2 separate regions of the Homo sapiens genome follow, and region 2 is linked to region 1. The links are chromatin contacts, found by POLR2A ChIA-PET in ENCODE. All regions are on one chromosome and are shown on one strand. The core of a region is the stretch at or near the end of the contact, and the rest is flanking DNA. Distances in the headings are between cores, read along the strand shown.

What was found. ChIA-PET counts read pairs that join two places held with the same protein, here RNA polymerase II (POLR2A).
Region 2: POLR2A ChIA-PET joins it to region 1 with 10 read pairs in BJ. The contact joins the enhancer-like site here to the promoter of SLC38A11 in region 1. POLR2A ChIA-PET finds 5 or more read pairs at or near these places in 2 of 52 experiments (BJ and activated B cell).

Annotation. Positions count from the first base shown.
Region 1 is chr2:164,953,635-164,957,179 of GRCh38, reverse strand. SLC38A11 (solute carrier family 38 member 11) reads left to right here and starts at 1,655. Exons shown (of 12, transcript NM_001351537.2): 1 at 1,655-1,971; 2 at 2,435-2,549. The coding sequence starts at 1,933.
Region 2 is chr2:164,864,699-164,868,243 of GRCh38, reverse strand. No RefSeq gene overlaps it. Among named protein-coding and RNA genes, the nearest start is that of COBLL1, 25 kb to the right of the region's middle. Within about 2 kb of position 1,668, at least 2 of the 41 ENCODE cell types and tissues checked have a DNase peak (open chromatin) inside an H3K27ac peak, as active enhancers do.

The DNA.
Region 1 (3,545 bases), core at 406-2,905:
CCAGCCTGGGCAACAAAAGCGAAACTCCATCTCAATAATAATAATAATGATAATGAAGTTGAAAGTGTGCATGACCTACTACCTAACACTTCTACATCTAGAGAAATTGTCACTTTTATGCTCTGGAAGAGTGTAAAACGAGAAACAACCTTAATATCTTTCAGTAGGGGAAGGCTGACTTAACTGTTAGATAAAATGAAAAAAAAATCTGCATATATCTACATCATACATGCTGAAAACAAAAATGCCAGTGGAAAAATAACATGTACAATATGGCACCATCTTTGTAAATGTTGAAAATACAAAAGCCAATGTTATATATTGTTTATGGCTATAAATGAACGGATTAAAATACAAAGTATGAATAGCAAAGATAACACTAACTTGATGAACCGATGACTCCAGGGCTGAAGGCCTGGGGAAAGGAATGGAGAAGGTCAAGGGGGTTCCTATTGTGACATTGTGTTTACTTTTACAATTTGAAGAAAATATGACAGCATGTTAACATTTGATGGCAGAGTGTATATAAAGTTTATAAGTCTTTTGTTTTCCCACGGTTTTTAATTTTTTTTCTTAATTATAAGTAAACATGTATGAAACAGAACCTCTTTAATTAGGTACAGTTGGCCTCTATATCCCCACTTCTGCATCCATGCATTAAACCAATCCCAGATCAAAAATGTAGTTAGGGCTAGGATGGATGTGTCTATACTGAACACATATGGACTTTTTTCTTATTTCCTAAACAATACAGTATAACAACAAGTAAATAGCATTTACATTGTATTAGGTATTATAAATAATCTAGAGATGATTTAAAGTATGCTGGAGGATGTGCCTAGGTTACATGTAAATACCATGCTGTTTACTATCAAGGACCTGAGCATTCCTGGATTTCAGTATCTGCAGGGGTTCCAGAACCAATCCCCTATGGATATCAAGGGAAGGCAGAATTTGTTAAGTATGATGGCATATCACCGCTCTTATTGCCCCTGAAACTGTTGTCTCATGCATTCTGTCTCTGATATTGAATACTCTCTGGGCTTGTTGCTTCATCTGTAATGTAAGAGGACTGAATAGGTGGTCATTGAAGATTCTTTCTAGCTCAGGCACTGTAGGTGCCACCCCTTTCCCAAACCCTTGTACTCCTCTTTCCCTTTTCAAGGTTCATTACCTGAATGCAGTAACAATCCACCTTCATTTTCTCTATCGCTCCTTTTTCTAAAAGTTACCAGGAAGCGTTTGACCAAAGCATGCTCAGTAGTCAAGTTTGCTAAAACCCTAGGAAAGTTTTTTGTTTTGCTATTCATTTTCTTATGAGTCTTTCCATTTCCATTTACAATAAAAGTCCCAAATTTTCACTCGTCGTCTCTGCCATTGAAGAGGGGTAGCGAGGAGGAGGTGCTAATAGGGAAGATGGCCCATGGGCCCAAGGGTGCTTCTGCGTTCTTACCTGGGCTTCAGACCCCAGCAAAGGAGAAGCTAACTTAGGAACGGACTGCAACGAGGCGGTCATAACTCTGTGAGATCGGGGCAGGGCAGCGTGGGTGGAACAAGTTGTCCTCTGCAGCTCCAGGGAAGAGTAGCTCTCCCTGTTCTCTCAGGGAGGCGGGGGTGTGAAGGGGGGAGGCGGGGAGACAGGGCTGCCCGGATCAGAAACATCCTGCAGCATCTCCGTCTCCGGAGGAAAAATACATTTGTCTGGGCGAACTCCGGTGGAAAAGCGCCCCAGGCTGCCACAGCCTAGAGATCTTGGGGCTGCAGCCCTCGCGGCCTGCCGAGGGAGCAGGGGGCGCCCGTGGAACTGGCTCCCTGCAGCTCTGCGGCTACACGCGGACCTCGGCTGTGTGCGAGGTGGCGGAGGAGGCTGGCCGGGTGCGAATCCGTACCCAGCCCCAGCATCTTCCACCTGCTGAGGACCACCGCTCAGCCATGGGCTACCAGAGGCAGGAGCCTGTCATCCCGCCGCAGGTAAAACTAGCGACTAGGCAGGTTCTGAAGCCAGTTGTCCGGAAATTTCATTCACCTTGCAACAGGTCAGGTCACCTACCTTCACCTGGGCTCTTGGTTTAGCACCGCGAAAAGTTCTCTGGGACAAAAAGTTTTGCCTTAATCTGACTTTTTTTTTTTTTTTTCTTAGCAGGCACTTTAATTTCACAAAATCACATCACTGAATTCCTAACAGATCCTGTACTTAGCAGCTGGGGCAGCTGTAATCTGGAAATTTTAGGATGGAGTTTGCTTACCAAGCTCTGTTGAATTACTAGCTGTTATTGTTATTCTTTATTACTGTTATCCCGGCATTTATTTTATTTTCATTAGTGACATTACTTATTATTACTAGAAAATCGTGTTAGTATCCTGCATTACATATTTGTTACTTTTCTAATTTTCTGAACTAGTATTTGCTTATAATTGCTATTTTATCTATTAGAGAGATTTAGATGACAGAGAAACCCTTGTTTCTGAACATGAGTATAAAGAGAAAACCTGTCAGTCTGCTGCTCTTTTTAATGTTGTCAACTCGATTATAGGATCTGGTATAATAGGTAAGTGTATTTGCTTTGGTTTAAATTTTAAGTGAAAGGGCAAAATTTAAGACTCGCTACGCTGCTAGTGTTCATTAATTATTTTTAAAGAAAAAAAGACTTAAATAAGAAAATTGGTAATTTTCTTCCATAAAAGGCTTCCTTTTTTTCTAGTGTAACAGTATGTATGCATGTCTTTTATGCTGAAGATGGGGCTGTAATTCACACTGTTTCCACAGTTGAGAGCATCTTCCACATGTGGTAGATTAAGGTGAAACTGCATATGGGTGGTGGTGAATCATTTTTCTGTAGGCTGCGTGGTTGATTGCTAGTGTTACCGAATGTACTTTTTCCACTTACTGAAGGGTCCATCATTATTTGAATCATCTTTCTTTAACTTTCTAGAAGTATAAAACTTCCAGATATTTGTAAATGTTGGAGGTGAAAAGTTTAATATGAAAACATACCAATCTTATGAAAAATTAAATTCATACATTCTTTACCTATCTATACAGTGTTAAATTTTAAAGTACAAAATTATTACAATATATTAATTTTAAATATTATTTAGTCAACAATGCAAATTTGTTCATTGAAAATGCGTATTATTTTCCTAATAAAGGAGCCATACAATCAGAATTAAAATAAATAAATAGCTCAGATTTTTCCATTGTATTAGAAGCAAGGGAAATTTACTGAAAAAAGTTAAAAGTGCATTGCATTATAGTAATAAAAGCAGCTATATTTTCAGTGGTTATTATTCTTTTTGGTATCTGAAAACACTCTATCTCAGAAAAGACAAGAAGAAAACAAAATCCTGCAAAATGCAATACTTTTTGAGAATACAATGTTTTATAAAGTTGCAACATTTTTGTTTCTGTCATCACCTTCTGAAAATTAAACATTTATCTGGATTGAGTTACTTTTCTTACTCTTGAATTACTTTTCTTACTTTTCACAAGTTAATATGGTTCTTGATTTTACATTTTTCTATGGATAGTCTTTTTTTTTTCTCCA
Region 2 (3,545 bases), core at 419-2,918, 89 kb after region 1:
TTCACACTGATACAGGGAGAGAAAGGAGGATTATAACAGTGGGGAGGCAGTGAAGGGATGTGGTTAAACACAGTGGGGAGGCAGTGAAGGGATGTGATTCCTCCTCCAGCAGTATTTGTGACTCCACAAAGACTACACATAGCATAAAAGGGACCCAAAAATTCCTGTCCATAACAAGCAGGCACTACTAGTATTTCAAAAACTAGTTGGGTGCTCACCCAACATGGTTGCAAGAGGAGGTCAAAGTCCTCCTATAGCTAAAGATTTCCAAAAGGGCACCCAAACTTGGGAGCAAGGGGGAGACACACCAGAACAAATGCAGGATCTGTAGTGCAAACTAGGATTAAGTAAGATAGGACGTAGTTATGGAAAAACAATTAGGTTCTGACTTAAGATGAACATACCGCAATTTCCTAGCCATAGATTTCATTCATACACACCAGCAAAACACTCAAGAACCGAACTAGAGTGAGCACAAGTTAATAGACATCAACAGTTGCAAATCCATGAGCTGGATCTGCATGAAGACCATCATGAGGCACTCTCTCCTCCAATGAGAATCTTATGCTTCCCATCGAGTTGCCCTCTTATAAGGGAGGCAGGCACAGGACAAAGTCCTAATAACGAGTTGAATTTGGAATTGACTAAATGTTTACCCAATCAGGTTGTCTTAACTAGAAAAACTGTCTAAACTTAAGAAATTGATATACCTTGAATTGGCAAATTGAAATTTTAACCCTTACCCCAATTACCCCCTGTATTAAGTCAGGGTTCTCTAGAGGAACAGAACTCATGGAATACATATATATAATATATATTATAACAATGGGGAGGCAGTGAAGGGATGTGGTGTGTGTGTGTGTGTGTATGTATGTGTGTGTGTATATATATATATATATATATATATATCTCCTTTACATACATATAAAGGAGAGTTTATTAAGTATTAACTCACATGATCACAAGATCCCTTAATAGGCCATATGCAGGCTGAGTAGCAAGGAGAGCCAGTCTGAGCTCCAAAACTGCAGAATTTGGAGTCCATTGTTTGAAGGCAGGAAGCATCCAGCACAGGAGAAAGATTTAGGCTGGGAGGCTAGGCCAGTCTCTCCTTTTCACATTTTTCTGCCTGCTTATATTCTAGCTACACTGGCAGCTGATTAGATTGTGGCCACCCAGATTAAGGGTGACTCTGTCTTCCCCAGCCCACTGACTCAAATGTTAATCTCCTTTGGCAACACCCTCACAGACACACCCAGGATCAATACTTTGCATCCTTCAATCCAATCAAGTTGACACTCAGTATTAACCATCACAAGTCCACCACTTGTCAACCCATACACACCTCCTGAGATCATACATAATCTTCAAATAAAGACAATAATAAGGTCATAATTATGCCTAACATAATACAACTATCTTTGTACAACTGGAAACGCACCAATCCCCAACACAAATACTATTACATAAAGTTAACAATACTCAAATGCTGATGTGAAGTCAATAAATCTTATGTCCCATGACAAAGGAGAAAGGAAGTAAAATGAAGATATTTTCTTAGTACAAGTGTATACATGCAAACATGTTTTTAACAAAAGAAGGAGGAAATACTCATGACAGTTACAGTTCCCGTTTCTGCAGCTGGTCATGAGGTTGTAGCTGGTTTTGATGACTACCTTCTTCCACTACCCATTCTGTATTCCCTTTGCCTTAAGCAAGCACCTTAGCAGGTCATGTTTCTTTCTTGAAGGGTCTGGGTCATCTGTAGTCCTGACTGGATTGGGCTGTTGTAGTTTCCCATTGACCTTAATCACAGGGCATGGTAATACTAAGAGACACCCTAATGGATCTCCTGTATTCCATGCAGACTCTTCCTTACCTCCATTGTAGAGTAGTAGACTGATTTCATCTTGATAGTCTGGGTCAATCACCCCTGCCAACATTGTAATCCCCTGCTTAGCCTATTGACTTCAAGGTAGAAGGAGCCAAAAGTGTCCAGGTGGCAGTCTTAACTTCCAATTTAATGGAATCGTAATTGTGTCTCCTGGTGGCAGCATTCCTCCCCCTGGAACTAAGACCTCTAGACCAGCAGAACATAATGTCACGGGAACAGGAAGCAAAAATTTTGCTAGTGGATCACTAGGGTTGATGGTGAGTGGTGCCACTTTCAGTCCCCCACTGACTGAATTATCAAAAAAATTGGATTAGTTATAGATAAATAAAAATCCACACATTCTTTACACATCTGTATAATGAGTGAATTTTCTACCCTACAACTATAGCATATACATTGCCACTAAATCTAGCATAAACAATTATAGATTAAAGTACTATGATCCATTCCAGATCAAGCTAACTAATCGAGTCCTCATGTGCTACTCACATTGATTAATACAGAAACAGAACAATTTCTACTAGAGTCTACTAGTCTGAGAAAAGATATATAGACAGGAAAAATAAGCTTTTATAGTGACTGAAATGTTGGCTGTCAACATACTCAGGTGTATATTAAATACGAAAACATAAATGTAGGAAAAAATATACACATAGCCTACTTTCTTCTTCCATGGTTCCAGATAAATTTAGGACAGACTTTTCTCCATATTAATCATTCAGTCAACCAATACTCAAGGTGGGAACTGATACCCTGAAGCATTTCCATGTGACTTTAGGTAAAAAGAATGAATCAGGACATCTCTTAATAAATGTAATACTTCTGAATGCAAATGTAATACTTCTTCCTTTAATTTAATGTTAATTTTTTTCTTTAACTGCATGTTCGTCTGGGAAAGACTAGTTCCATATAATCTATAACAGGATCTCAGTTTTTGCATTGGTCATGTAATAAAGGAATTTAGTACAGCTGTTGGTGAATCTAATTACTATTTTTGAAATAAAAATAAGGAGTTATATCCTGTTGTTGTTTTTGTTTGACAGTCACTGATAGAGTTTCCCGGCTGAGCAATTAAGCTAATGCCATAGCAATTACTTAGATTAAAAGTTGGAGTATAAGACTCACTGGGAAAGATGGTCATGAAGACCTATTAACTAATCAAAAACAACTACTCTATCCATCTTACAAAAATTCTCTACACAACAAACAGGCAAGAATTTTTAAAATACCATTTAGCAAAATTTGGTCTAGGTATTCCAGTCATTTAAAATACTGTAACTGGTTGCAATGTATACATCAAAATTAAAGACATTCTATGAGAAATCCAAAGGTAAAGTAAGAAAAATACATATTTTGTTGTTTTTACCACGTGCAATTTACTAAAAATGGTTAATTTGCCCCATTAAAATAATTTATAAAAATTTTCGTCTCACTGCTAATACTATTCTCTGCCTGTTGCTCCTAGTCACTGCATTTTATACTTGATCATTGATATTTGCTCCCTTTCTTCTAGTGACCAGTTCTCACTTGCCCAATTACAGTTGCTCCTAAATTGTAGTACATCATACTCAAAAAACATATTCTCTGTGGTTTCTTTAATGTAAAAATGACTAGAAGTGAATTCAAATATTAGTGCTAGCAATGAATTCAA